Regions from separate parts of the Homo sapiens genome. Here regions 1, 2 and 4 are each linked to region 3. A link is a loop called in an ENCODE intact Hi-C map of the cell type or tissue named here. Cell type or tissue: PC-9. All regions are shown on one strand.

Region 1 (8,000 bases), 560 kb after region 3:
TCTGCACATGATCATAATGTTCTTTCTTTTTTGAATTATTAAATATGTTAACATATTAAGTACAATGCCCTTGCATTCTGGGGTTGAAGAGTACTTAGTTGTGGCATTTTGTTTTAATGCATTGATGAATTCTGTTTTCTAAAGTTCTTTACTATTTAGAGTAATATTTGTAAGAGAGATATTGTTATTGTATTCACTTTTCTGCTTTGTCAGGTTTTAATATCAGTGCCATTATATTCGCTTGTAGAATCAGTTTAAGTGTTCTGTTTCTGTCCTCTAGAGTCTCTTAATAGCATTAGAATTAATTCATCTTTAAAAATTTGAAAGCCCAGCTGTTAAATTTAACTCTTAAATTTTCTTTCATTATTTTTATCATTTTAGAGTTTTCTGTCACTTCTAGGTTAAATATTAGTAACAATATTTTCCTAGAAAATCATCCATTCCAAACAGTTTAAGTGAAATGCACTGAATTTTACAAAGTGCTCTTTTCTGATTCTTTTAAACTGTAGTATATTTCTTTCATATTCTTTCAAATTGTGATATTTTCGTTTTGCTGATATTGGGTCTTGTGCTTGTGCTGTTGTACTTGTGTACAGCTATACAGATTATTTTACTTAAAGACCAGGTAGTAAACATTTTAAGCTTGTAGACATATGATCTCTCCCACAACTATTCATTCAGCCCTCCTGTTGTAGCTCAAGCAGCCTTAGACAATCTGTAACAAATTGATATGGCTGTTTTCCAATAAGTTTTATGTACAAAAACAGGTAGTTGGCACATATTTTGCCAGCTCCTTCTCTAGTCAGTAATGGCCACTGTCTATTTTTGTTTGATTTTTTTCTTTTAAGGTAAGAGTGTTAATTTTTTTTCTCAATTTCACAATCTTTAAATCATTGGTTCTACCAATGATTACCTAACTGGTCTCCCTTATTTCTCTCCTTCTCAGAAATCTTCAGTGGCTTTCCATTTATTTAGAAGAAAAGCCCAAGTCTTTATCCATGGATCACTTCAAACTCATGCGCAAAACATAATTTACTCCTGACCTTCTTAGTACCTAAGTTAAAGGCAATCATTGACTCTCCTCATTCTGTTTACCTTATCGTATATTCAGTGCACCAAGATAAGGATTAGCTTGAAACAATTCTAACTCCTTTTCTTTTATGTCATGTTCATCCCCCTTTCTAGACAGTCATCCAGTCTTGGTTACTTTCTAGCCAACTTTAACCTTGACTTTGTTTGGTTATTTCTGTTTCCCCTGCCTCCATCTTCTGCAGATTGCTGTAGTGGCCGATACCTGCTCTGGTCTTAGCACAACTGTGAAGTTACCTCTCTAAAGAACAAATCTGATACTGCTTAAAAACTTGAATTGGCTCCTTTTCCACCTATGTTCAAGACAATGTAAAGCCTGACCCCAATCCTTTTTTCTAGCTTAATTTTCTTAATTTTTGCCCCACACCCTCTGAACAGAATGCCCTCCAAACACACTGTGTGTGCTCTTTAATAATTCCCAGCTTAGGTACTTATATATCCTGCTGCCTACCTTTCCCCATTTAGCAGTTTATCCCTTGTCCTTCAAGACTCACGTTTCACATTTTCTGTAAAGACTTCTTTGATCAAACTATCAGATCACTGATTCATTCATTCAGGGAATGTGTAGTATCAGTATGAAGAAGGCACCCTGCCAAATGTTAGCGATACAAATGTAAATAAGACATAATTTTGTCATAAATGACAATATCATGTCATAAATAACAAAGTTTCATCTTGGTCCCTGTACCTCTATCATAAACACATTATATTTAATAGAAATCACTTGTATATGAGTCTGTCTTCCTTACCAGTCTGCAAATTATCCAAAGCTCAGATTTTGTCTTAAATTTCTTTGAATTCCTAGGATCTAATATATGATAAATACATGTTTCTTATTGATCTTCTCTTTGATTCTTTACAGTGCTTTTTTTTTGTCTGTTAGTGACTATCATGTTTCATAAATTTGTTAGGAGGTACTCTTCTTAGGAATGTAAATAATTTAGTACAATAACAAATACGAGGTTGCTTAGCACTAAATAGTCTCATGAGGTCAAATTGTACAGCTGTATTATAACACAGGTGGATAAAAACATCATTGCAAATATCCTTCTGTAAAAAACTCGCTCCTTATACTTTTGTGTGCAGTAGAATCACTTGAGGAGCTGATTAGATATGCACATCCAAGAACATGGAAGATGTTTAACATCATTAACTGTTAAGGAAACTTATGTTAAAACCATGGTAAGATACTACCACACACCTGTTACAATTGCTAAAATAAAAAATAATAATTATATAATGTATGGGAAGCTGGCAAGTATGGGAAGCAACTGGAACTGTTATACAATGCTGATGCAAATGCAAAATGTTAAAATTCTCCAGAAATGCTTTGGCATTTTTATAAAAGTAAACATACATTAACCATGTGACCCGTAAGATTCATGCCTGGTATTTACTTTGGAGGAATGAAATCATATTAATATATACAAAAAAGTGTACATGAATGTTTATAAATGTTCTGTTTATAATTGTGAAAACTGGAAACAACCCCCATGTCCTTCAGTGAGAGGTCCGATTAACAGACTGTAATGTGCCCATCTGTAGTACCGTGGAATACTACTCAGCAATAAAAAGGAATGAGATATTGATATATGCAACAACTTAGATGAATCTCAAAGCCATTAATCTGGGTGACAGAAACTAATTTCAAAAGTTTATAAGCTTTCTGACTCAATTTATATAGTGGTCTTGGAGAGACAAAACTATAGGGTTGGAGTACAGATTAGTACAGTGGTAGTAGTTGCGAAGAGTTTAACTATAAAGAAATAGCATGAGGGGGTTTTTTTAAGGTGGAGAAACTCCTCTTGATTATGATGGTAGCTACACAAATCTAACACAAATATGTCTTAAAATTCTTAGATGTGTACACTAAAAGTGGAAAAATAGTTTTGCTTTATGATGATTTTTAAAATCACATGAGGAACATCCCTGGGCCTCATCTCCAGGGATTCCAGTTCATTTTTTTTTCTTCTTTTTTTTTTGTTTTTTGAGACAGAGTCTCACTCTGTCGCCCAGGCTGGAGTTCAGTGATGTGATCTCGGCTCACTGCAGCCTCCACCTCCTGGGTTCAAGTGATTCTCTTGCCTCAGCCTCCCGAGTAACTGGGACTACAGGCACATGCCACCATGCCCGGCTATTTTTTTTTTGTTTGTTTGTTTGTTTTTGTTAGTAGAGACGGAGTTTCACCATGTTAGCCAGGATGGTCTTCATCTCCTGACCTCGTGATCTGCCTGCCTCACCCTTCCAAAGTGCTAGGATTACAGGCATGACCCACTGTGCCCGGCCAGATTCCAGTTCATTTTTGTTGTGAGCTAAGGCAGACCACAGATGGAAAATTCAGATTCAAAGATAGTTAAGAATAAAAAACCCAGACTTACTTTGATTGTTGTCACTTCAAGTCTGTAATGAACCAATAAAAAAAATGCACAGAGTATGCAAGAATAGAAATAGAAGTGACTCCTACCTCCTCCTAGTTCCTCACAGAGACCAGAGAGATATACCAAGTTGGTGGCCACTGACGCTGGTTGAATGTGAAACTGGCCACTGATGCTGGTTGAATGTGAAACCCATGTGATCAAGTGGGAGGTACTATGTCAGTACTCCAAGATCCACCTGCTACTTTATAAGAAACATCTCTATCACAGATACATACTTCCCTTGTTTAACTTCTTACTGTGTCATTGGTGCCACAGCAGTCCTAGCCATGTCTTCCCTCAAATGGGGTTTGACTAAGGAATCTATTTGTAAGAAGGACAGCAGAACATTTCAATGCAGGGAGCCCACAGAAAGCAGACTTAACCTAAAACCAAACAGCAATCCAGCAATATGATTTGAATATCACCTTCAACCAATAGTTTTAGTTTCCTCTGTTGGCTTTGAATATCCACTCTTGAATATTAGAAAAGAAATGAAGTAAGTGAAATGTTTCTCCTCTCCCTACCTTTAGCCTCTGAAGGAGCTCTTAGCAAATACACCACAATTGGACTTTTTTCCATATTCATAAGAGCTGCTTTAAGATTACAGTAACAATATTGCTTGTCTGAAAAGATGAAAGCTGAGGCAATGAGATCCAAGTGTAATTAGTCCTAAAGTATATGTATAAAATAATTTCTAACAGGCTGACTGCACTGCATAAGAATAAAGTAAGAATACACCCCCCTTGAAACTTTAAGAAGCTCTCCTCTTTTGTTATGTTTATATATGTATTTTGTTTTGGACCCTTAAGAGGCTCAAAATGTGTAAGTTGTTATTTACTTGGTTGGCCACTAGATGGTGTGGTTTGTTAATGCATTACTTTTGGTTTTATAATTGAAGCAGATTTCATGGAATACTATTTTCTTAGATAATTTTATTAGTTAAATATTATTAACTTAGAAGTTTAAAATTTTAAGTGACCTGAGAGATAATCAGTATGGCAAAGTCTAGAATGGAACCCCAGTCCCCTGAAATCTTACTCCCTGCCATTATCCAGCCCTTAAGTAAAAAGTGTAGGGAAAAAACTGTTCAAAAAGAAGCTCATGAATTGATAATGAGATTTTGAGACCAATAGCAAATAAACACATGATGTGATGGCCAAACAGAAGCTTTAACTATATAAACATTTCTTTAAATGTTAATCTAAGGTCTTTAATTTTTCTTAAAAATTCTGCCTATTGTATAGTGAATCTTCAGTGAGTCTTTTAAGACCTTCTGCTACAGCACTTACACAGGTGACATATAAGTATACTAAATCTCACCTCTGGGCTCAGATTAGGCCAAAGAACAGAACCAGAAGTAACATTATTACAGTAGTCCCCCCTTATCCATGGGGTATATTTCCAAGATATGAAACCACAGATACTAGTGAACTAACTTGATTGGTGTCAATTAAGTGCGTTTTTGTTTTCGTGTCTTCCACCCACAAATTTAAAGCCTTTTTCATCTTAACTATGTATCACACTGTAGCTGTAACTTGCAATTTGAGGTGCAACAGCAAAACTAACACAAATTTCTGTTTTCTTCTTTGTAATTTCACAACTAGAAGATTTGTTGCTCTTACCATCGATTTTAGCAACCTCAGCATACAATTTCGTTTTTATTCCCTTAAGTTGAAAACTTTCACCTTTTCACATAAAGGAAACACTTTATGGCTTCTCTCTGGCAAATTCAAGTTGCCAGCATCACTAATGTTGTGCTTCAGGGCCATTATTAAGTAAAATAAGGGTGACTTGCAAACACTGTGATACTTAAACAGTCAATCTGATAACCAAGCCTACTACTAAGTGACTAATGGGTGAGAAATGTCTACAGCTTATATATGCTGGACAAAGGGACGATTCATTTTCTGGGCTGGATGGAATAGGACAGTGTGAGATTTCATCATGCTACTCAGAAGAGCATGTAACTTAAAACATGATTTGTTTATTTCTGGAATATTCTACTTAATATTTTTGGACCACAGTTGACCTCAGGTAATGGAAACCACAGAAAGCAAAACTACAGATAAGGAAGGACTCCTCTATACTCAATGCACATCTATAGTTGAGGAGCTAAAACAGATGGTCAATGCTTTGCTATCAAAGATCACCAAGAACACAGCTGTAGGTGAACAAAGCTGGGTTTATTGACTTATCGCAATGAGGAATATCATAGGGGAAGCATCATGGGGATCTCAATAAGAAGGGAGAAGTCCTCAAAGGCAGTGGGTCTGAAGTAAAAGTGTAAAGGCTCTGAAGCAGATATGGACTTGTTGGAAAATATACTCAGAAAAGCCAGCCATTGTGGCTAGTGTGGATGAGGTAAGGGGATGAGATTGATTTCCATAGTCTTGCATTGTAATGACTCTGGCCTTTACTCTTAAGGAGTTGAGAAGCCACTGAGATTTAGTTTTATTTTGAATAGTGTATATTTTGAAGGCTAAGAAACAGGTAATACTGATTGATTGCAAAAAGGGACATCTGGATGAAAGAGACACTTGCTTTTCACCTCTTTCCTTTTGAATTTTGTGATATATTTTGGTATTACCTATTTTTTAAGATAGGTAACATTATTTTTTATGATTTTATATAAAGCATTATATACTAAGACCTAGTAATACCTTAAGATGCTTAAAAATAATTTTCTGATTTCTTTGATGAACTCATACAACAGAAATGCTAAAAACAATTGCTTTTAAATGCTAAATAATACTCTTACGCTTTCTTGGTATCTAGGTACAAAGGTCGAGAAATAAGCAAGTACGAGAATTATTCCCAGATGGTTTTAGTATTCATCATGCAGGAATGCTTCGGCAGGACAGAAATTTAGTTGAAAACTTGTTTTCTAATGGGCATATCAAAGTCCTAGTGTGTACAGCTACGTTAGCCTGGGGTGTCAATCTTCCCGCCCATGCTGTTATTATTAAGGTAAGAGCTTACCTTCCTTGATAAATGGATTTTGTGTGTGTCTTAAAGCAAGGCTCTGGGTTGACTTACATAGAAAAATATTGTGATTTGGCTGTTTCCTTGACTTTGAATGTTATTTATAAAAGGTCAGAATTATTTTCTCCAATAAGAATCTAGTTTATATTGTGAAAATTTTACTCTATCACAGATGATGAAAGGATTAGTTAAAGTACACTTTTGAGATCTTGCCATATTTGCCTAATTTCAGTATTCAGTTCATCAGGATTATATTTGTGTGTGTTTATGTAAATTTTTGTTAACTTTTCCTCATCTAGGGAACACAAATATATGCTGCAAAAAGAGGCTCCTTTGTTGACCTTGGAATTTTAGATGTCATGCAGATATTTGGTCGAGCTGGACGACCACAATTTGACAAATTTGGGGAAGGAATAATTATAACAACGCATGATAAACTCAGCCATTACCTCACTTTGCTCACTCAACGAAACCCAATTGAGAGTCAGTTTCTGGAAAGCCTTGCAGATAACCTAAATGCAGAGGTAAGATCTAATGAGTAAAAGTTTGGAATAGAATCATCAGCCTTAAGAATGACCAAGAAAGATGAAGATTGAGTTGGTTGCTGTTTTGTAGTGTTTAGGATTACAGCCTATGCCATATAAGTTATAAGACAAAACAGGGTGAATGGCATTATTGTTGATTAATTCAGAGGATTATAGAATGATAACTGATAAAAATCTATTGTTAAAAGACCATACTTTTAAACTATGAGGCTTTCCTAGAGACCAGAAATCTAACAAAGACTATAGAAAATATGGAAACAGAAATAGCAATAATAATTAATATTTGTATGGCACTTTTGCAAAGTTTTAAATGAAATTTTTACTAAAGGTTTAATGAAATTTATAAAACTCTTTTAGCTCTATTAGGTCAGTTGATTAACTTTGTTATACACAATGTGATTGAGCTAGATTATGATCATTTGTTTTGTGTGTGTGTGTGTGTGTGTGTGTGTGTGTGTGTGACTTTTGTGTTAAGATTTACATAGCAGACCCTGGAAGCCTAGGTAACATCTTAACTGGTAAAGAAAATAAACATTCTTAAAATTTAGAGTATATGTATAGAACATTAAAATCAGGTTTGACTGTTTTTGTGACATTTTAAATTATTGCTTTGGTATTCAACACTTTGCTAGTTCAGTATTCTTTCATACCTTTAAAGTTGACTCAAACAATACTTGAAAGTAGGTAGGATATAAATATTAAGTAAATGAATACTTTGAAATATTTGTAATCAAATACTACTTATTTTGTACAAAGTCCTATATTAGGTACTTCTTAAAGAGCTTATACAAATTTCATTTAACATTCCATTCATATTATTGATAAGTCTTTTTAGAGAATGAAAAACACACTTACTATTTCATTTTCTCTATTAAGAAGTGTATATTCCAAAAGGGGAGAAAAAGACATGAAAACACAGTGCAATAATGTTGGAAAGACAGTTCTGTAGAAGGATTCAGCAGAAGGA
Region 2 (8,000 bases), 1.1 Mb after region 3:
ATCTGACTACACTTTCATTCCTCTAGCCCCATTCCAAGGTACTGGATTCCAATCATGTTTTTCTATTGAGATTCCTCACCTTCTTCTCATAGAGCCAGGGAGAGTGAGAGAAAGTGGGAGGGCTTTAAGTTCTTCAGTTCCTTTGAAGTAAAATGTTTATTAGGTAAACACACTTCTGCCTCTTGTAGTATAGACTACTTCTTTCAGCATACTGCTAGGGTGTTATTATTGTATGGCCCCTTTTCTCTGCTGTGTCAAATATCTACTTCTGTTGCTCTGGTTTGACATAGGCAACGCTCAAGGAGAGGAATGAGCCAGACCCTTTCCCCAGCCCCAACAAAGAAGGTGCAGATGGGGGAGGAAAGCCCTTCCTATCTGGTGTACTCTGAATTCCAGTGCAAGTGTTTCATTAAAGCTCACCAAATAAGATATAATTTTCATAATAGTTAGAAAATTCAGGTTGCCACGTTTTTCCTGTGTGTTAATGCCGAGAAGACATGGAATATACTAGTTATGCCAAACAGACTATTTGGTCAAGATGGTAGAAAAATGGAATTGGGGCAGTGGCTGAAAGTGTCAATAGCCAATGACAGAAGCCATGGGCAATTCCCCTTTCTTGGGGTTTTAGCCTTTGCTGCTGAGAGGTTTTCCTGCCTTTTACTGTGGACCACATTTGTAAATCCCTGTGCAGTACCAGGAACTCAATACCCGTTAACTTCTTAATCAGTAGAAGACAATCTTTGCAAATTTGAAGGCTGTTTGGAATTAAGGGCAGTTATACCAAGTTAGAGAATATAACAACAAGCAGAAGTGGTATTAGAACAAACACTCTTTAAAAGGTTGGTTTCTAAATATCCTGTGTTTTTCCTAAGTCATAAAATTGTGCCATTTTTTTCTTCAGGAGACACATTCAGAAATAAATGTGTCTCTAAAGCAAATACTGCCTGTGAAGCTGGAAATACTAACCCGAATCATCCTCTTTTTCCAGAGTCTCAAGGGGCTGAGGCAATATCAGTAATGGAGACGCTCAGATATGGGCAAGACACACATTTAACAAGTCCTATGAAGGAAAGCATGTTTGCTATGTCACTATGCTCTTCAAAGTCAACTGGGATGATGGCAAAGGGCAACTGCCTTGCAATCCTTTATTTTAGTGCAGAAAAACATCTTCAGTGGTCAGAATTACTCACTTGACTCGAGGAAGTTTTCAAAACATTTCTAAATATCATAATTCACCATTATAGACACCGTGTTATTAGAGAAAAGAAAAGTATTAAGATAGAATAAGAGGTCAAACTGTCCTGTATTAAACATGTCATCACAACAGAGAAAATGTTGCAGTAACCTGACCTTTTTGTTTCAAATGAAAATCAAATATAAGCTTTTTCTGTTACATTAGCAATCATGTAATTCTCTAAAGGTGGCTTTTAAAAAATGAGAGGATTCAACATTTCCTAGTACATGCTAGGAACATTGTTAAATTGAATCTTTTCTTTTTATGAATAGAATGACATTTAGTCTTTCTGAGAAGTGCTGCTTTGGGGGCTGATGACCATGATGGGCATGTATTAGTTGACCAGTTTGCATAGAGAAAACATTCAACTTAATAAGCATTTCTTGGTTCAGTATTTTTGGCCACCTACTATGTGTTGAACAGAGTGAGTGATAAGAAATGAGTACAGGATTCAGGGGATGTTTTTTATAGTGAGACAGCCAGGTGGGAAGTGGTCCGCACGGAAACTCCAACCAGCCTGTGCACTGGGAGGAGTGCACACTTGGGCGGAGCCACAGAAGTTCGCGCTATTTGCAGTGGGGAGGAGCCTGGCCCCTCCTCTTCCTGGGTGGAAACTGGAATTCAAACTGTGAGGCAGGAAGCACACTAGCAGGACCCTAGCCTTATGGAGAATTCATGTTTCCCTATTTTTTGTTTCTTGTTTTTTTTTTTCCTTTTCACCCAACAAATCCCATTATTCTCACCCTTCAAATTGTCTGGGAGCCTAATCTTTTGTGGTCACGTGACAAGGATCCCGTCTTTAGCCAAACTAAGGAAAAGTCCCTCAACAATAGGAATGTAATCTTGTTGAAAAAACAATAAATACCAAAAAAAAAAAAAAAAAGAAAGAAAGACAAGGTAGAATATGGAATAGAAATAATAGATGCTGGTGGTAGATATTGCAATGAAGAGAGAAGGGATGTTAAGGGAGACCTTGAATTTGGCAAGAGGGTAGGGAGGCCATCCTGAGTGAAATGTCAGAGGGCAAGAGAACATGGCAGATGATGGGACGCAGTGAAGAGCCTTGAGAGATGAGGTCCCCATTAGGAGGGGCCAGATGATAAGAAGTTTTAATCCTAGAAACAGGAATTTTTCAATTGATCTTATAAACAAATAGTCATGGTAGGTTTTTCAATCAGTGAAATGAATCATGCCAGTTGGGAGCAGTAGCAAGTAGAATAGACTCAAAGAAAGAGCATCTGCAAACATGAAAATTTAGAGGACGGTTTTCACAGTAATATACCCATTAAGTGATTAAGGTCTAGGGTAGAGTCCACGGAATCAGAAAGAAAAAATAAAACTGAAAACATGAGGCAAGGACCGATCTGACAGAGTTTGAAGAAAATGAAGTGCTGAAGATCAGGTCCCAGCATCGTGTCTGCCACAGTGAATATTCAGTGGATGGTGTTTGAATGGGTGACTAATAAGTAAATCTCAGGTTCTGAGTCTAGGTGACTAAAATATTGATAGACAGACAAGAACATCATAAGCATCTTCAAATAGGCTTAACTGTCTCGGAGACTACACAACATTGACATGATGGCTACTCAAAGTCAGTTCATTTAATTCAGTATATCCAGTTTTTAAAAAATCAAACTGGTATGTAGAAGAGCCAGCAAGCTTTTGAATATTTCCTTTTTCATCTAGTTGTTTTTGATGTTGTGGAGACATTCAATGACAAATACAGAAAGAGGAGACTGATTAGGGTTTGTGGAAAGTGCTAACCTTTCCTATATTTTCTTTCATTACAGAAAGATTGCTGGTTGATCTGACTGTATGTCCAATTAGTAAATGCTTTCCATAGGTTCATTTGCTAAGGCCAAAAATAAAAAGGACTTTTCAAAGAACACCATGCCATTTTCCCTAAACAAGCTCTTTCTGCCGGGGAAGTCTTGCTCACCTTTCACCAGCCTTCTGAATGTCTGTTACTCCCTTCTCCCCTTCTGCTTCTGGCTTAAAAACACTTTTTTATTGTTATTACCTTGGCTCAAAGCTTCTGTAATGGTTTCTTGCTTAAGCATAAGGACATAGAAATTAGAGCAATGGTCACAACAGCACAACATGGCTGATATGAAGGACTGGAAATGCTAGTTGGTAATGAGAAACAAGCAGACACAATGAATTACATTAATCCAGAAGTCACAGGTTATGACCTCATTCTTATAACTCTATGTTGTTTTAAGTCTATAAACTTTCATATTTACTTACAAGGGAGTATTTAAATATGTAAGTCAAAACAAGCAATAGTCAGAAGCTGGAAGAGATCATTAATAATTTAATACATCTTGACTAGTTCCAGATTGGAGGTACCATATAAATGTTTATTCCTGGATCAATTTGGTTTTGGTAGTTACTATATTTTTAGTTCTAATTAAAAACACACTAGAGGAGGATTTGAAAGCTAAGAAGGTGCTGCCACCTGGAGGATTTTTTCTGCCCATTTGGAGTTTTGCCTTTACCAAGCAAGGGCAGACTAGTGGTCGTAATCATTCTACTCTGTAAAGAAACCGAGCTCTCTGGTTTGGGATATCACAGAACAGGGAGACAAGCAGCCTGGTAACTGATGGCACTTTACATTTTTCAGCCATATGTTTTAGTGTCAGATGCCACAGGCACTGGGGTGAGGTGGCCTTTTGTATTCTCCTCACTGGTAACTGCTTAGACTCACATGAGCCTTTTACACAGTTCCACTTCCCATGAACAATATAGAATGCCTAGAGAAAGAAAAAAGGTTTTTATTTCCTCGAGGTTGAAATTGACATGAAATGAGTAAATAACTTAAAATATAGACATAATCGAAGAAAAATAATTATAAAACCCTAACCTCTCCAACTCTCCCAAACTCTACCAATTCTTTCAACATTAATTCTGTATGTTAGGACAACAGCGCTCTAAAAATCCTGCTCAGAAAACAGGAGTTAGGAATGGATGGGATACTATTCTTAAATTTGCAATAAGGGGCAAAATGGTTGCCAAATTCATTATCATTTACAGATGAAAAGACAATGTGACATATCACCAAAGGTGTTCTTTATTGACTGGTCCCCTTTGCTAAAGCTTTAGTTCTTTGTACATTAGGTTGATATATTTTTAAAAAATAATCTTAAACAGTAGACTGTTAATTTGGGTTTTTTTGGCGGGGGGGTATTCCTTGGTTTTTAGAAGCCCTTTCCATTAACCCTTTAGTGCATTCTCCATGAATTCTTTAGCCTGATGTTCACCAAGGTGCCTGCTTCTGGCATGCTGAGAAAAAGAGGACTTGAACTTCTATTGAACCTGAGGTCTCAGCACATCTATGGGGCAGAAATGTTCCATTTCCCCATTAAAAAGCTTTCATTTGTAAGCCGCAGATGAAATTTCATCTGCTTTGCATCAGTCTAGTTTATAACCCTAGAGAACTTGGCACCACAACCCTCAAACCCATTATTGGTATTTTCCCTTCTGATGGGAAATAATACATTAACAACTTGGTTTTTGTTTATTTTGTTTTTGCTTTAAAAAAATGAAACACATTTCATGTGTTGCCCTCACATTTTTTTGTTTCTCATTCAAAGCTTTATTCTGGGCTCCTTTCAACTGTGCATCTCTGGAATGACAGACATATGGGGTTTCTTGGTTTGTTGTTGTTTTTGTTGTTTTTCATTTTGTTGGGTGGGGATGGTTTCTGATCTTCATTTGCATTGCCAAGCAACCTGGAACTCTATTGGCAGTTACAAAAGCTCTCTTGGATTGCTAAATTCATTTCCATTGGAAACACAGTTTTACATATAGGAAAATAAAATGGCATCTTTTAAGTTTTCCCTCCAGAAAATGTAATCATGAAAAAATATGCTCTCTCTTGTTGCTGATTCTCATACTACAAAAATGCTACCCAGTAGGCACTTAATTGACCCATAAAATGTAGATAAACTTGATGGGTCCAAAACCATTTTGATTGGAGAATGACAGCCGCATGAAGGAGTCCATCAGGATCACTGCAAGGCACATCTATTCAATAATAAGCTTTTTGATGACAGGAGCTGGTCTCTTGCATTTAGGAAATACTTATTGATTAAGGAATGTAGAGGAATGAGATAGAAAACAGGAGAAAGGAAAAAGAGGTACTTGCTGGAAAGTGGTTGAGAGCCACCAACAATTAACAGTGGCATTGCTAGAGAGCCCTGGGCCACTGTGGAAGGCCCATGCAGTGGGTGCCCATCATCAGCCCCTTCATAGAGCAAGATTTTTCAGAATTAATCATTTTTATTTCTATAGTGTAGAATGTAAAAATGATTGTGAAATGAATGCAAAATTAGCTGAAATAAACCCCAATCAACTCTCACAGAAATTTCTTTGCCTTTGCCTTTTTTTTGGCTTGGTTTATTTTTATTGAGCCAAGGACTTGTAATATGGCCATTCTGTTTTCTGATTCAACATTTGTGTGGTGAGTACAGAGAGATGGTTTGGCCACAAAGTAGTTGGCTGAATTGAATATATTTTACCATAAAAGAGAGGGTAAATTTTTGCCAGAAGTATAGTATAGACATATTCCTATCAAATGACACTTAAAAAGCAAAATGATCAGCTTATTCTGCAAAACTAAAAAAAAAGGAAAGGGAAAAATGCAATTGTTGAGCTTCTTGACAAATTTAGTCACAAGATATAATGAATACTGAGACTCATATTCCAAATTGTGTTATGCCCCAACATCAGATACTTTTAAAATATTTTAATATTTAACTCAATGACCAAATAAATTGTTATCCATTCTGTCTTTCTTCTTCATCTGAAAACAGAAATAAAATACGACATAGTGTAGCTGCCAATACAGACTTCTAGAATTATGAGAATTTCAAGATAAACAGTTAACCATATGAATGTGTATATCACTAACCTTAAAAAGCAATAATAGAATAATGGTAACTATAAACAAAGTACCATGTTAGATGCATTAGATACATCATCTCATTTAGTCCTCCCAGCCCATTCAGGAAGTCCTTGTTATTCCATTTCACCCTGACACTTATAGGGATTTAACTGGCCCAGAATTGTACAGTAGTGGATGCCAGATCAGAATTCAAACACCTGGAGCCTAACACCAGAAATCACCCTGCGAACAACCACACAGTAAAGATCATCCTGTTGTATTCATTTGATTATTCTATTTCCATTTCAAGACTCTGTTTACACTGATTATTAACCTTAGCACATTTTGTCCTTTAAATAGTGCATTTTGGTGTGGTGTCTGTAGTACCTAAATTTGCTTGAGGGATGTTCTGAAAGAATCTGCTCAGGTTTTTGTTTTGTTTTGTTTTGTTTTGTTTGTATTTGTTTTTGTTTTCCAAGTTACATTGAACAAGGAAACAGAGTCATTTAAACTACTTAACCTCTAAAAAGTCAAAAAAAATTTATTTCAAATAAACCAAGTTGATAGCATAGTTTTAAGTCCAAAAAAAAGAATACAGAGTTAAAAAACTGGCAGTTGAGAAATATATTCATTCTGTCACTCCATTAAAAAGCTTCCCCCCGGGGCCGGGCTCGGTGGCTCATGCCTGTAATCCCAGCACTTTGGGAGGCTGAGGCAGGCGGATCACCTGAGATCAAGAGTGCAAGACCAGCCTGGCCAACATGGTGAAACCCCATCTGTACTAAAATTACAAAAAAAGTTAGCTGGACATGGTGGTGTGTGCCTGTAGTCCCAGCTACTCGGGAGGCTGAGGCAGGAGAATTGCTCGAACCCAGGAGAGGGAGGTTGCAGTGAGCCAAGACTGTGCCATTGCACTCCAGCCTGGGTGACAAGAGTGAAACACCATCTAAAAAAACAAACAAACAAACAAACAAAAAACTTCCCCTAAAAAAAGGCTTAAGAAAAAAACTGGAAAATTTGTTTGGAGTTTCATAATATTGGCAACAGCTACCATCATTCTGGCTTTTTAACTGATTTTTGAGCCAAGAAAAAAGATCCCTAGAACATAGTCCTATTGGTATTTGCAGCATGTCCCTTACTACTTTGTCATAGAAAAAACAAAGATCGCTACATAAACCGATTGCCCACAACTTACCCATATGAATCCTCATAGCCTCAATCTTCTTACAAATTCATATCATGTGCTCTAATTAATGAGCACTGTTGTCGTTTGCCTTTTACATGTGTATCATTCATTGTAGACGTTAAGTACCACAACGAGCAAAGAGAGAGGGTTGAAAGAGTTCCATAAAGATTTTTCACGGTTCACATACCAGACAGGCGTATGCAAGGTCGATTTACAACAGGGGGCAGAGGTTACAATGAGAGCCTTTCCCCTAATTTTATTTAAAAAAAAATAAGCACAGTGGAATTAGGAAGTCTTTTTCAATGATCTCATTAAAGGCTTTACTTGGTAGGTAAATATAACATACAATATCAGTTTTTCTTCAACTAAACTAACTAATAAATAAAACCTTTTGGGAGTTTTGTTATTATATAATAAAAGACAAATTTATGAGGCATTTTTTTGGTCTAAAAATGACCCACTTCATGCTTCTTACCCACTATAGGTCGTAAAAAGAAAGTTCGGGTTTGCAGAGACTACACACATGCATATTTTGCATCAGGAAAAATAAAAGAAGCTTGAGACTCTTCAAAAGTAAGACAATAATTAAACGCAGAACCTCAAATTGTTTTTCTTCTTAAAATTTCTATCTTGTTTACATTATACAGGGACTCCCTTCTGATATTTCCCACAGAACCTCAGGAAATATCAACACT
Region 3 (8,000 bases):
ATTCACAATTTCTTTTGTAAAATTATATTAGGAATATTGGTGGAATAAACTACAGCACTTACAGTTTCAGTTGATCCTGAAGCCATAACTGGTATGCACTGTCTCCTTTTATCATCCCCGTGCTAGCTTTTTTGCAAAAGAATCCTCAACTAGTGATTCAGCTTCTCTAGGTTGCTATCCTGGTAGGGTGACTCAGACTCTCATCCTTGAAGGGTCTGAGCGCCTAGTTACTGTACTCTTGTCAGATGTGGCTGCTGCAGTGCCCATTCAGTTATCGTCATGAGGAGAAAGGCCATTTCTCTTACTGTCTCCTGTCACTGAAGAGAAGGAGGAATTAAAAGCTGAAAAACAACAGGAATGAAGTCAGCGGCAAGACCCACCAACGCCACTGACCAGGCATGAGGTTAAAAGATTAACCCCACCCCAACTCTAACCTCATGTGCTATCTATAGATCTCAATCTATCACAACCCTTTCACGTGGACCCTTTAGTGTTGTAAGCCCTTAAAAGGGCCAGGAACTCTTTCTTCGGATAGCTAAGTTCTTGAGACGCAAGTCTGACGACGCTACCAGCCAAATAAAGCCTCTTCCTTCTTTAACCCGGTGTCTGAGGGGTTTTGTCTGTGGCTCATCATGCTCCATTTCTTGGTTCCCTGACTGGGAATTGAGGTGATTAACAGACGGTTAAGGCAGCCCCTTAGGCGGCTTAGCCCTGCCCTGTGGAGCATCTGGCCAGCTTGAACGACACAGAGCCTGACTCCCAGGTAGGCATTTGCCCTGGTAGAACGCCTCATCAGAGCTGTGCATGGCAGGCCCCCACAGAGGATCAACACAGCAGCTGAACACCGGGAAGGAACTGGCGCTTGGAATCTGGACATCTGGTACTGTAGGACCGGTCTTTGGAACTTGCCCACTCCATTTGAGTGGAAGCATGGCCTGATCATCCACAGTGTGCCCTTATTGGCACTTTGGTCTCAGTATTGATTTTGATTTGGCTTGACTTGTTTGCAAAAAGAAAAGTGAAAGTGAGTGCTTGAGTTTGAGAGGGGCAAGGTGAGTGAGTGACCCCTTTACCCTTTCCTTCTTGTGGTGTGAGTTTTGTTTTGTCTTGGGAGGAAGATGGGTGGAACACAAAGTAAGCCAACTCTGCTAGGAACTATGTTGAAAAAATTCAAGAAAGGATTTAATGGAGACTATGGAGTTACTATGACACCAAGTAAACTTAGAACTTTGTGTGGGATAGACTGGCCAACATTAGAAGTGGGTTGGCCATCAGTAGGAAGCCTAGAAAGGTCCATTGTTTCAAAGGTATGGCACAAGGTAACTGGTGAGCCAGGACACCCAGACCAGTTTCCATACATAGACACTTGGTTTCAGATGGTTTTAGACCCCCCACAGTAGTTAATAGGACAGGCAGCAGTAGTACTAGTGGCAAAGGGACAGACAGCCAAGGAAGAATCCCGCTCCACCTGCCGAGGGGGATTGGCTCCTAAAGTCCTGTCAGACCCAACATCACAGGATTCATGGCAAGAAATGGCACCAGTGCCCCCCACCCTTTCACCAGGGAGGAAGGCCTCCCACTCCTGAGCCCACTGCGCCCGAGCTTCCACAAGGCCTACATACCCCTAGGCCACCCAGAGTAGAAAAGGAAGGATCTGAGACCTTGGGAGAAACCCTTCCCTTGGCAGCCTGTTTGAGGCCTAGAACTGGGATACAAATGCCCTTAAGAGAGCAATGGTATACTGGGATAGATGAGGACGGGCACATGGTAGAAAGGTGTGCCTTTGTGTACCAACCCGTCACCTCTGCCAATCTCCTCATTTGGAAAAACAATACCCCATCCTATACCAAAAAGCCTCAAGCTATAATTGATTTGCTCCAAACTATTATCCAGACCCATAACCCCAACTGGACTGATTGCCACCAGTTGTTCATGTACCTCTTTAACACAGATGAAAGGAGGAGAGTGCTCCAAGCAGCAACTTGGAAGAAAATGTTCCAGCTGATTACCAAAACCCACAAGAGTATGTGAGGATACAATTACCAGGAACAGACTCCCTGTGGGACCCAAATGAAGACAGGGTATGCAAAGGCTAAACCGGTACAGGGAAGCCCTTCTGGAAGGGTTAAAGAAGGGAGCTCAGAAGTCCACAAATGTTAACAAAGTCTCTGAGGTCATTCAAGGGAAAGATGAGAGCCCAGCACAATTCTACGAGAGACTATGTGAGGCCTATCGTATGTATACTACCTTTGATCCTGATAGCCCTGAAAATCAGCACATGATTAACATGGCTTTAGTTAGTCAAAGTGCAGAAGACATTAGAAGAAAATTGCAGAAACAGGCTGGGTTTGCAGGCATGAATACTTCACAGTTATTGGAGATAGCCAACAAGGTGTTTGTGAATAGAGATGCAGTAAGCCACAGAGAGAATTGCAGAGAGAGTGAATGCCAAGCCTGGTGAAATGCCGACCTGCTAGCTGCAGCTATGAGAGCGGTCCCCCTGAGGGGTGAGAGAAGGGGGGCCCCAGGAAACATACCCAGTCTGGCTGTCCACGCTTGCAGTGTAAGCAGTGTGCTTACTGTAAGGAAATAGGACATTGGAAGGACAAGTGCCCCCAGTTGAAAGGGAAACAAGGCAACTCTGAGCAGGAGGCCTCAGAGAAGGACGAAGGGGCCTTGTTCAATCTGGCAGAAGGGTTACTGGACTGAGGGAGACCAGGCTCATGTGTCCCCAAGAGCCCATGGTCAGGATGACAGTTGGGGGCAAGGACATTGAGTTTCTTGTCAATACTGGTGCTGAACATTCAGTAGTAACCACCCCAGTCACCCCCTTATCCAAAAAGACAATAGATATAATCAGAGCCACAGGGGTTTCAGCAAAGCAAGCTTTCTGTTTGCCCTGGACCTGCACTGTGGGGGGACATGAAGTGATTCACCAGTTCCTGTACATGCCTGACTGCCCCTTGCCTTTGCTAGGAAGGGACCTACTTAGCAAGCTGACAGCCACCATCTCTTTTACAAAGCACAGCTCTTTACAGCTAAAGCTACTTGGAACGGGAGTCATCATGGCCCTTATGGTTCCTCAGGAGGAGGAATGGGGACTCTTCTTAACTGGGCCAGGCCAAGAGATAGGATCAGCTCTGACTAAGCGGTGGCCAAAGGTGTGGGCAGAAGACAATCCTCCAGGGTTGGCAATCTACCAGGCCCCCGCACTCATAGAAGTTAAGCCTGGGGCCCAGCCAGACAGACAAAAACAGTGCCTGGTCCCCAGAGAAACTCTTGAAGGTATCCAGGTCCATCTCAAGCAGCTGAGGTCCTTTGGAATTATAGTCCCTTGTCAGTCTCCATGGAACACTCCCCTCCTGCCTGTTCCCAAGCCAAGGACTACAGGCCAGTACAGGATTTGCGCTTGTTCAACCAAGCTACAGCTGAGGATAGCTGGTTCACCTGACTGGTTCACCTGGTTCATCCTTCAGGGATGCTTTCTTTAGCATCACACTAGCCCCTGAGAGCCAGAAACTGTTTGCCTTTCAGTGGGAGGATCCGGGGTCAGATGTCACTACTCAGTACACTTGGACCCAGCTTTCCCAAGGGTTCAAGAACTCCCCCCACTATCTTCAGGGAAGCACTGGCTCGAGACCTCCAAAAGTTTCCCACCAGAGACCTAGGTTGCATGTTGCTCCAGTACATTGACAACCTCCTGCTGGGACACCCCACAGCAGTCGGGTGCACCAAGGGAACGGATACCCTGCTCCACCACCTGGAGGAATGTTGGTAAAAGGTGTCCAAGAAGAAAGCTCAGATCTGCAGACAGCAAGTATGTTACCTGGGATTTACTATCCAACAGGCGGAGCACAACTTGGGATCAGAAAGAAAGCAGGTCATTTGCAACCTATCAGAGCCTAAGACCAAAAGGCAGGTGAGAGAATTCTTAGGAGCTGTGGGGTTCTGCAGGTTATGGATCCTAAACTTTGCAGTACTAGCCAAGCCCCTGTATGGAGTCACAAAGGGGGGTGACAAGGAACATTTGGAATGGGGGTCCCAACAGCAATGAGCTTTTCATGAGTTAAAAGAGAAACTCATGTCGGCCCCAGCCCTGGGGCTGCCTGACCTGACAAAGCCATTTACACTATATGTGTCAGAGAGAGAAAAGATGGCAGTTGGAGTTTTGACCCAGAACACGGGGCCCTGGTCAAGGTCGGTGGCCTACCTCTCTAAACAACTAGATGGGGTTTCTAAAGGTTGGCCCCCATATTTGAGGGCCTTGGCAGAAACTGCCCTGTTAGCATAAGAAGCAGATAAGCTGACTCTTGGGCAAAATCTGAACATAAAGGCCCCCCATGCTGTGGTGACTTTAATGAATACCAAAGGACATCATTGGCTAACGAATGCTAGACTAACTAGGTACCAAAGCTTGCTCTGTGAAAATCCCTGCATAACCATTGATGTTTGCAACACCTTGAACCCTGCCACCTTACTCGCGGTATTAGAGAGCCCAGTTGAACATAACTGTGTAGAGGTGTTGGACTCAGTTTATTCTAGCAGGCCCAACCTCTGAGACCATCCTTGGACATCAGTAGACTGGGAGCTGTACGTGGACAGGAGCAGCTTGGTCAACCCACAAGAAGAGACGTGTGCAGGATATGCAGTGGTAACCCTGGACACTGTCACTGAAGTCAAATCATTGCCCCAGGGTACTTCAGCCCAGAAGGCTGAACTCATTGCTTTAATTTGGGCCTTAGAGCTAAATGAAGGTAAGACTGTAAACATTTACCCTGACTCTTGGTATGCCTTCTTAACCCTCCAAGTGCATGGGGTGTTATATAAAGAAAAAGGCCTGTTGAACTCTGGGGGAAAAGAGATAAAACATCATTGAGAGATCCTGCAATTGTTAGAGGCAGTGTGGAAGCCCCCAAAAGGTGGCAGTCACGCACTGCAGAGAACACCAGCGAGCTTCCACCTCGATTGCCTTGGGGAACTCCCGAGCTGACTCAGAGGCTCAAAAGCAGCATCCACCCCCTACCGGGCATCAGTCACTGACCCCTGCTCCCTCAGGCACCTGACCTTGTACCTACTTATTCTAAAGAAGAGAAGGACTTTCTCCAGGCAGAGGGAGGGCCAGGTGATAGAAGAGGGATGGATCCGGTTATCAGATGGAAGAATAGCCGTGTCACAACTGCTGGGCACCGCAGTCGTATTGGCTGTGCATGAGACCACCTATCTAGGCCAAGAGTCATTTGAAAAGTTGTTAAACCAGTACTTCTACATCTCGCATCTGTCAGCCCTTGCCGAAACAGTGGCGCAGCAGTGTGTCACCTGCTGGCAGCACAATACTAGGTAAGGTCCAACCGTCTTGCCCGGCATACAAGCTTATGGGGCAGCCCCCTTTGAAGATCTCCAAGTAGACTTCACTGAGATGCCCAAATATGGAGTTAACAAGTATTTGCCAGTTCTAGTGTGTACATAATCTGGGTAGGTGAAGGCCTATCCTTTACGAACTGAGAAAGCTCATGAAGTAACCCGTGTGCTTCTCCGAGATCTCATCCCTAGGTTTGGACTGATCTTACAAATCGGCTCAGATGACAGGCTGGCATTTGTGGCTGATTTGGTACAGAAGACAGCAAAGGTATTGGGGCTCACATGGAAAATAAATACCGCTTACTGACCACAGAGTTCTGGAAAAGAAGAGTGGATGAATCGGACTATCAAAAATAGTTTAGGGAAAGTGTGTCAAGAAACAGGATTAAAGTGGGTACAAGCTCTCCCTATGGTATTAAGATTAGATGTACCCCTTCTAAAAGGACAGGATATTCCCTTTATGAAATATTATATCATAGGCCCCCTCCCATACCACGAGGACTCCCAGGCACTTCTCAAGAGCTAGGTGAAATTGAGTTACAGCGACAGATACAGGCTTTAGGGAAAATTACACAAACAATTTCAGCCTGGGTAAATGAGAGGTGTCCCATCAGCTTATTCTCCCCAGTTCACCCTTTCTCCCCAGGTGAACGGGTGTGGATCAAAGATTGGAACGTAGCCCCCTTGCGGCCGTGGTGGAAAGGACCCCAGACTGTTGTCTTGACCACTCCCACAGCTGTAAAGGTAGAGGGAATCCCAGCCTGGATCCACCACAGCCGCATAAAACCTGCAGCACCTGAGACCTGGGAGGTGAGACCAAGCCTGGACAACCCCTGCAAAGTGACTTTGAAGAAGACGACAAGCCCTACTCTCGTCACACCCAGAAGCTGACTGGTCCACACACAGCCAAAGCATGAGGAAACTCATCGTGGGACTTATTTTCCTTAAATTTTGGATTTGTACAGTAAGGACTTCAACTGACCTTCCTCAGACTGAGGACTATTCCCAGTGTATACATCAAGTTACTGAGGTAGGGCAAAAAGTTAAAACAGTCTTTCTGTTTTATAGTTATTATGAACATACTAGAACTCTAAAAGGGACTTGTTTGTATAATGCCACCCAGTATAAGGTATGCAGGCCAGGAAGCGACCAGCCTGATGTGTGCTATAACCCATCTGAGCCCCCATGAGTACAGTTTTTGAAATAAGATTGAGGACTGGCAACCGGGGAAATGCTGATGTGAGTAAAGTAATAACTAGAACAGAAGAAAAAGGAGTCCCCAAACAAATTATCTTAAAATTTGATGCCTGTGCAGCAATCAACAGTGACCTGTATGGAAATAAATAAGATGCAGCTCTCTAGATTGGGAAAGGGCTATATAGCATAAAATAAGTATGTTTGTCATGAATTAGGACTGTGTAGTGAAGATGAGAGTGAGAACTAGCACTAGCGAGTGAGATTCTCAAAGAGGGGAATGAGGAGCGAGGCCATTTCTCTTACTGTCTCCTGTCTCTGAAGAGAAGGAGGAATTAAAAGCTGAAAAACAACAGGAATGAAGTTGTTTTCATTCCTGAAATGACCAACCGGCACCACCAACCAGGCCTGAGGTTAAAAGATTAACCCCCGACTCTAACCACATGTGCTATCTATAGATCTCAATCTGTCACAACCCTTTCACGTGGATCCCTTAGAGTCATAAGCCCTTAAAAGGGACAGGAATTCTTTCTTTGGAGACCTCAGTTCTTGAGACACAAGTCTGCTGACACTCCTGGCCAAAGAAAGCCTCTTCCTTTTTTAACTCGGTGTCTGAGGAGTTTTGTCTGTGGCTCGCCCTGCTACAATCAGGCATGGGAGAACTAAAAGCATCTCACTGAATACTCTAAGCTCTATCCATACTCTTTCTTGCCCTCATTTGTAACAGAAATCCTAGCTCCTCTTGACAACCAGGGTCAATTATCCTGCCAATGTGGTAACTTCTTTCTTTGCTTGCTTGGCCACTATTGTGAGAAGCACAAAATGATCAGGTGGTAGCCATAGCCAAAGCTTAGTGGAACATTTACCATGTCCATTGGTAGAAGCCTTACTTTTTGTTCTTAGTAACCAAGACCTCTAATCCATGGTTTAAAGTTGTGGGAACAGTAATCACAAATTTGTCAATTAGACTGATAGTGAGATGAGCCATGCCAACTTCCACTCTTTGGTTCCTTTTCTATCAGGAGACACTGCATCATAATAATGGCAATCAATTTAAAGAATATAACATCTTTTGAAAGCAGAGGCCCCTTCCCCTAGAGCTAGAAGCTGGCTTTTTAGCATCCCCATCTATTACCATATATAAAAATCAATGCAAAAATGGGTTAAAGACTTAAATGTAAGACCTGAAACTATGAAACTATCGAAAGAAAATGTTAAGAAATTGCTACTGGACATTGCTCTGGGCAAATATTTTTTGGGTAAGACCTCAAAAGCATAGGCAACAAAAGTGAAAATAGATAAATGGGATTGCATTAAGCTAAACAGCTTCTGCACAGCAAAGGAAACAAACAACGAAGTGAAGAGACAATCCACAGAATGGAAGAAAATATTTTTAAACTATCCATCTGACAAAGGATTAATAACCAGAATACATAAGGCACTCAAAC
Region 4 (8,000 bases), 550 kb after region 3:
TTACAAAAAACTTCATTTTAATTCCGATTTTCTTACAATTTAATTTGGGGGTTAATGAGGTTTTCTGGGTGGTAAAATTTATTTTTATATTAGAGAAAAAAAATTTGCCTTGCTCTTTAAAAAGAAACTTACAATGGAAATGTCCCTACCATTTGCAAGAGATAGAATGATAGAACTGGACAAATTCTGAACTGATGAATCTTCAGCAGGGCATTATTATAACAGAATTTTCTATCTTAGCATTAAATAGTGTTTATCAGTCATTACGAAAATATCACAATTTGAACCTATGTGGCAGTTCTTAACATCCTATGAAGTAAAGATGTTTGCCCATGAAAGCTAGAGAGCCTATCAAAAATCAAAAGATTTGTTTTCTTTAGTTGAAAAATTAGGAAAACAGAATGTCCCAGTACCTGCAAACTTTCTGAAATAAATTCTATTAGTGTACTCTTTTTAAAATATTCTTTTCTTTTTTTTTTTTTTTTTTTTTTGAGACGGAGTCTCGCTCTGTTGCCAGGCTGGAGTGCAGTGGCGTAATCCCGGCTCACTGCAACCTCTGCCTCCCAGGTTCAAGCGATTCTCCTGCCTCAGCCTCCTGAGTAGCTGAGATTACAGGCACGCACCACCACGCCCCGCTAATTTTTGTATTTTTAGTAGAGACGGGGTTTCACCATGTTGGCCAGGATGGTCTCAATCTCTTGACCTTGTGATCCACCCACCTTGACCTCCCAAAGTGCTGGGATTACAGGTGTGAGCCACCACGCCCAGCCTTAAAATGTTCTTATGATCATATTTCCTTTCAAAACCTATTAGTATCAGTAAATAAGTTAGAGCTCTGATAAAGTATGAAATCTCAAGATTTATGCCCTTGGTAACTAATTAGCTGATTAAATTTCTCCTGATGACTTGCAGTGCTTTTTGTTTTTCTGTAAACATTTTGGGTTTTTTTGTTTTGCTTTGTTTTGAGGAACTTCTTATCTTCTACAAATTATCTGTTCTCCTTTACTTTGAATGTACCTAAAATAGTATTAGTTATTTAAGCATTCCAGTTTCTTGAATGATTGTTATCTGAGATTTTACTGTGAATTTTAATAAGCATCTCATATGTGGAACACTTACCTTGACAAGTTTATAGACATAAGATTACTATGGCTTAAATATAGAGATACCTCTATAGAAGTATAGATGTCTTTGTGTCACCCTGTCTCCTTTCTGGTCAAATCCCAGACCTCATTCCCCTTTTCATTTCTGTTAGTCCTCAAAATGATCCTCTCTTTTACTTAGGTCAGCTCACATGAGCCTATCGATTCCCTGACTAGATACAATTCTTGAATATCCTCCTAAATGTATAGCCTGCAAAAAACATCAAAGTTTTAACTTCCAGAAAAATGTAACTAACAGAGGAGTATAGGGGAGATATTGAGAAGAGGTGCAAGGATTAGGACATCCAAGTTGCTTCAGGCCTAAGCAGAATACCTTAGTGATTCCAGAGATTTAGATGTGTGAATTTAGTTGAAAGCAGGGGCTAGGGGAACTTGTCTTTAAGTCATTTACTGCACCCACACATACTATCTTTAGATTGTATATTCCAGATTGTTAACAATGTAAAGTTGCTTTTATTCACACCAGATAAAATTGAAAAAGAGCAGTAGTCTATATGAGAAAATAATTTTTATCATACTAATGGCTCTTTGGGAATGCTGGGGTTGAGCTGATTCTGATGTAAGGTAGAGGCCAAAGAAGAAACTTACAGAGGAAAGAAGGCAGGTACTGACAGGGAGCAAAGGCAGGCTGCTAAACACTCCCTTATTCTCTTCAGTTGTATTCACACGTGCCTGGTGACTGTCCCTGAAGATGCATTTTTTCCCCACTTCTTGACACAGCATTCAGGCACACACCTTCCCCCTAGTTCAGATATCCCCAGTCACTTCATGAATAATTCCACAGGAAGGCTTGCACAGAGAATTCTAGGTACTTCTACAGAAGCATTTTTATCTCCAGAAGTCCCCTAACCTTTGTATTTTAAGTGATTGTTCTTAGACATGATTTTGTCCAAGGAAGAGTTTTCTCTATTGTTTTCAATTTCTTGAAACATCTTTATGGAACTGGAAATTTAACTGATGGTAGTAATCTTCCAATGAGAAAGCTCTCAATATTTTTGTATGCTGTCTCTATAATACATGACTATGATAATGAATTATGTATTCAAAAGAGAAACATACAAATTAAACTCCAAATTTTATAGACTCCACAAACTTCTATCAACTTGTAAGCTAAATTTTATTTAACTTGTCTTTTTCCTATATATACTTTGTTCTAAAATAGGGATATGTTGGAGAATTCGTAAATTTGTGATTATGTTTTGAGAAATTAATAGTTGTTTATATGGAATGATATCCAGGCTACTATTAAGCTGTAATTTAATTAATTGGAATATTAAATAAACTGCTTTCCTTTTTTTCAGGTGATGGTGTTTGTACATGCTCGAAATGCCACTGTAAGAACAGCTATGTCTCTAATAGAAAGAGCAAAAAATTGTGGCCATATTCCCTTCTTTTTTCCTACCCAAGGACATGACTATGTACTTGCAGAAAAACAGGTAAGAAACAAAGAGGACAAGAACTAAAGCATGTAACATGCCACATATCCCGGGTATTTTATATGTGAAAGATCCACGGTCTCAATTTCCAAGAAGTTAATTTTGCAGATTTATGATGTTATAATCTTGACTTTTTTCTTGACTTAATGATCTTTTATTAAAAGGTTTCACTCTATGACATAACACTTATCATTCCTTTCTATATGGTTATAATTGAAGTGCCTAGTCCTGCTCTTTAAAATATAGTTAAAATATAAAATGCAGTTAAATTTCATATCCTATGTTAACATCTAATGGGCTTATTATTGTACTTCTAAAGAATTAATACTTTTTAAAAATTTCTCAGTTTTGATTTCTAAGGTTAATATTGACAGATACAACCTAAATAGGCTTTTTTTTTTTTTTTAAGCAATGTAAAGGAATTCTGAGCCAAAAAGTTTGTCAACAGCTTGTTACTCAGTGTACACATGCTCAAAGGACAAAAAGGTCTTGGGGTCACCTGCATCCTTTTAAAAAGGGAGACCTTTAGGCCCCAACCCGGACTCGCCAAACCAGAATCTACATTTTAGCTAGATCCTCAGGTGATTTTGTATACATTACAGTTTAAGAAGTACTCCTCTAGGTAATTTGAGTATTGGTAGTATTTTAAGATTTATATCAGGTTTTATTTAACTATATCAGATAATTATTTACATGAAGATTGGGCAGATTATGGCCCGAAGGCCAAAGATGTCCGTCTGTTTTGTAATTAAAGTTTTGTCAGAACATAAACATACCAGTTTCTTTATTGTGTGACTTTTTTTGCACTACTGGAGAAAAATAGAGTAGTTGTGATAGCTACTGTAAATTACTTTCTGTTTCTTTGCAGAAAAAGTATGCTGACTTCCTGATTTAAAGCTATGAAAATAAATTATGAAATAAAAAATCTGTTGGCATAAAATGATAGTAACTTTAAATTTTATATATATATATAACGTAAGATTTAACTGATTGGTTACTGAACAGCTGCTAGCTGCCAGACATTGTGCTATGCCCTTTTATATTTATTATCCTAGTAAAATATATTTAATTGTGACTGTACTATAAATTTCACTATTTTATATTGATATTTTAAATTCTATGTTAAGCTGATGTCAGTTGTTTTGAACATCAGAGTCTCTTTCAATTTAGAAACACAAAATTTATTCATTTTCTATTTTTTTACTTTTATTACCTAACACTTATTGTACAGATTGTACAGTTTTGTGTCCTTCCAATTATTTATTAATCATGAATTTATGAGAGTCTTTGAAAAGTCAAGTTGGTATTCATAAGTCTTGTTTCATTTCTTTGGAAGTACAAAACAACTCTATGCTGTTTAAAAGACAAGCCTTGAGAGCCACCTTGTGGATTTCTGGTTTCTTTATCCATCTCAATTCAGATAACTATTGTTAATTTAAATAATGCCGGTTTATTATTTAATTGTTGTTATTGTAAAGCTTAACATTTATTAAGTGGTCACTGGTGTCAGGCATTGTTTTTATTACTTTATGTAACTCATTCAATCCTTACAATCTATGATATTGCTGGTATTATCCCTTGATATGGCATATGTGTAAATCAAATATAGTATGAAATATTCTAGAGCATATTATAATAATTTATATGGAGATATTTTAAAATGATGTTTATTTAAGGCAATGTCACCAAGCACTAATTCACAGATCACTATGCTGGAAGAAAAATAACAGAGAAACGGAAAGTTTTGATACAATTGGGTAGACTTGAAAATCCCTAGTCATTTTTATTATAAGCTTTTTTATATTTTTATTATACTTGATTTTTTTCCTGATCCAACTATTATTAGACTTTTTTTTTTCAAGAAGAATGAATTGCACACACATTTATTAAGAACATTGTCCTACTCACCCTTATATTCCCAGCCTTTCATAGAGTATTTGTCTGATAGTAGGTATCCCAGAATTACTTTTTTTCTTAGCTTTTATTCCTCTGAGACTGACATTATAATAGATGTTTCACTTTAATTTTCTCATCTGACCTGTACCATTGTGCTGTCCTTTAAGATTCTTATTCCCATTTTACAGATAAGGAAACGAAAACTGAGAAAGTAAATAATTTTCACAGAGAATCTCATATTAAGTAGTGAGGCCATGATTTGAGCCAGTCTGACTCCAAAGTCCACCATTTTCACTACACTGTGTTCTATTTGTTCAAAAGCAAACAGATCAAATCCAGTCTGGAGCTTTCTGAAGACCTTAGGGCATGGGGTCTTTTTTTTTTAAATAAAATAGAAGAACATTTCTTCAACCTAACTATATCCCTCACTTCTCCTAAAGAGAGATTTTAAAGAGTGAAACCCTCCACAGTGCATATTATAACAAAAGATAAGGTCATCTTTCTCAATATTTTCTCAGAGCTCTAGAATTTAAGAGTATTCCTCTAGTGCTAGTAGTACATTCCTTCATATTTCTTGAAGTGCCTTTGAACTTAAATGGTATTAACATTCTAGCAATTTCAAGGGATCTATTATCATCATGGTGGGAGACATTTCCTCCCATGTTTTTGAAAAATGGGAAATTAAGAACCCAAAACATTAAAATTTAATTAGAAGGTAAATTTGCTACAGCAGTACATAGAAATTTAGCCTCATGCCTTCTGTTACATGGCTAAATCCCTACCATGCCACAGTGATGCCTTACCCCTAAGTGTTTAATGTAATCACCTCAATTCCTGACTTACTAAGATCTTTAAAAGCACTTCTTTACAGTTTCATTTAACACAATGTATTTTTATTTGTGTAAATAACAAAACTCCATTAAGAAAATCCTCCTTTTGTGTGTGTGTGTGTGTGTGTGAGTGTGTGTGTGCGCGCACGCGCGCGCACACATACATTTGCTTGTAATAAGGCTATTTCTATGCCTTAGCTGCAACTGAAATGAGTCTTTTCTCTCTGGTAGTAACAGTTACACCTCAGGACTTCTCATATAATATTGATCTTTAATATCAAAGTCACCCCCAAGGGAAAAACTACCTATATTTCCAGATTTGTCCACTGAAACAAGAATGTAGGGAAAGGAAAGGAAAGTCTCCCAGGAGTAGTTTAACCTTCAGAAATGGAGCTTGGGGCTCTCCCTGGGCACAGGAATATCTCAGGATGTACAAATGATGCCCAAACCAACAGGACACATTCACAAAAAGGTCTGGTTGTGATTTTACCTCTAGAAGGTTTGTGGCCTTGGACATCTAAACATTTCTGAAACGTACTTTCTCTTCTCTCAAATGGAATAATAATGGAGTAAATAATACCTATTCTAGTTATTTACTATGAGAAACAGATAGAATGATGTATGAAATTATTTTGGAAACTGAACAATGATAAAACTTCACCTGTCATAGAAATCTATTTTTAGAAAATATATATACTAGTAACTAAATTTTAAAATGGCAAAAGGATAATAAACAATATGGATAAAATTTTCTTAATTTACCCTACATATTTAATACTTGTATACTCTCCCCCTCAAAGATTGTGTCTTAAGAAACCACTGTTTTCTATAAAATAGAACATACCTCAAGGAATAGCAGCAGTTTATATTTATAAAATTAAGTATATAATTAAAGATGCATATATTTTCGTTATTAAGCCATTGTTTTTCACTGTGATTTTAATTTTAAGTTAAATGAATCCTTCAGTTAGAATTTTCAGATTCTGTTTTACTTGAGATCTCAATCAAATCAAATTTTTCTGTTAGGGACAAATTTTTAACAGGCTTTAACTGTTCTCATAGGGATTGAGTATTCCCACCCATCCCTTTACCGTATGTTTCTGATTTATGGCCCTGATGTGAGTTCAGTATTTTTACATATATCAGTGATGTTAAGAGTTTGTCTTTTAGATAGAATTTCTACCACGTAATAAGCCTTGTGTCTGTAGTTATTGAAAATATCTATTGAACAAGTTATAAAAAGAGGAAGAATCCAATAGTAATACGTATCCTCAAGCTGCTTTAAAGTATAATTTTCTGACTTTTTATTATGTAGATCTGTCAATCATTTCCTTGTTTTTATAAGTTCAGCTTTAGTCTTTGCCTAAATCAATGGCAACTGGAATTAATGCCAATTTGATTTAGTTATCTGATGCTTACTATTACAGCTTGCTTTAATTTTGCATGAGCAGCTTCGGTGTCAGTATGGCCCAGATTAGAATCGTCTCTTCCGAGATGGTATCTGTTAACTAAAGATAGCATAACAGACTTAGTAGTAGCAGGGATGGTTAATAGCCCTCTTTCTCTTACTTTTGTTTTTTGCTTTAAATATATGCAAAATATCATCTTCACAGAGTTTATTCTTTCCCTGCCATATCTTAACCTATTTTCCTCTTGGAGGCTAATATAGTAATTTTACTGTCAGTTACCACCACATAGGATGTCAAAAGTGTATTAGTATTTTTTAAATAAAATCAAACAAAATTGTAAAAAAAAAAAAAACAACTGTTTGCTTAATTGCATTTTTGGGAGCATGACTTTTCTGTTTTCAAAGGGAGGTAACCTCATATAGAATAAAAACTTTGGATCTAAGCAAACCTGTGTTTTAATGTTGATTCACACACTCTGCCTTTTTAACATCCTCAAGCCACATTTCATCACATACAAAGTGGCAATGATGCCTATATTTTAAGATTTTTGTGGCCAGTTGCAGTGGCTCATACCTGTAATCCCAGCACTTTGGGAGGCCGAGGCAGGCAGGTCACCTGAGGTCAGGAGTTTGAGATCAGCCTGGCAACATGGTGAAACCCCGTCTCTACTAAAAATACAAAAAAAGCCATGCATGGTGGCATACGCCTGTAGTCCCAACTACTTGGGAAGGCTGAGGCAGGAGAATCGCTTGAACTTGGGAGGCGGAGGTTGCAGTGAGCCAAGATCGCGCCACTGCACTCCAGCCTGGGTGACAGAGGGAGACTCTGTCTCAAAAAAAAAAAAAAAAAAATTCTGTAATAAATAAGCTAACATATACCTTGCCTAACACATGGTAGATATTCTGTAAATGTTTACCCATGAGTTTTGAAGAGAAAGAAGATAACAGTTTAAAACAATAATAGATGAGACAAAAATTAAACTTAATGCTTTGGAACAATAAAAAATAATATTGAATTGTAAAAAGCAGTAAGCAGGTTGGTGGAAGAAATATTAGGAACAGCAACAACAGACCAGTTAATATCTACATCTTTATATGTATACTTATTAAATTTAATAACTTAAAACATGAAGTTTCCAGGAAGAAAATAAGCAAGAAGAAGAAATAAAGTGGGTAAACAAACTTTGGATGAAAAAAAATTTCTTAAAAAATTATGTAATATATATTCATCAATATATTATCAAAATCTAAACATAATAGTACCCAA

What was found. Peaks named below come from ENCODE experiments on the same cell type or tissue, not always from the same donor. Only the 100,000 strongest peaks of a DNase experiment are listed, where the experiment ranks them.
Region 1: it touches region 3 in a loop (8-fold over the local background); 6 of 110 quality-filtered maps call a loop at or near these places.
Region 2: it touches region 3 in a loop (6-fold over the local background); 3 of 110 quality-filtered maps call a loop at or near these places.
Region 4: a loop joins it to region 3, with 9 times the contacts of the local background. A loop is called at or near these places in 7 of 110 quality-filtered maps.

What each region holds. Positions count from the first base shown.
Region 1 is chr6:100,660,818-100,668,817 of GRCh38, reverse strand. ASCC3 (activating signal cointegrator 1 complex subunit 3) reads left to right here. Exons shown (of 42, transcript NM_006828.4): 15 at 6,282-6,473; 16 at 6,788-7,012. Among named protein-coding and RNA genes, the nearest start is that of SIM1, 200 kb to the right of the region's middle. In PC-9, CTCF peaks have their summits at 4,125 and 4,333 (motif pointing right); a DNase peak (open chromatin) is centred at 5,377; H3K27ac peaks cover 1,897 bases.
Region 2 is chr6:100,112,543-100,120,542 of GRCh38, reverse strand. No RefSeq gene overlaps it. Among named protein-coding and RNA genes, the nearest start is that of MCHR2, 120 kb to the right of the region's middle. In PC-9, CTCF peaks have their summits at 3,493 and 3,694 (motif pointing left); a DNase peak (open chromatin) is centred at 3,702.
Region 3 is chr6:101,223,987-101,231,986 of GRCh38, reverse strand. All of the region lies in intron 6 of LOC107984041 (a long non-coding RNA gene), which reads right to left. Among named protein-coding and RNA genes, the nearest start is that of GRIK2, 170 kb to the left of the region's middle. In PC-9, a CTCF peak has its summit at 4,917 (motif pointing right); a DNase peak (open chromatin) is centred at 5,126; H3K4me3 peaks cover 632 bases; H3K27ac peaks cover 861 bases.
Region 4 is chr6:100,674,217-100,682,216 of GRCh38, reverse strand. ASCC3 (activating signal cointegrator 1 complex subunit 3) reads left to right here. Exons shown (of 42, transcript NM_006828.4): 14 at 2,465-2,599. Among named protein-coding and RNA genes, the nearest start is that of ASCC3, 200 kb to the left of the region's middle. In PC-9, a CTCF peak has its summit at 4,016 (motif pointing left); no DNase peak of the experiment used is centred here.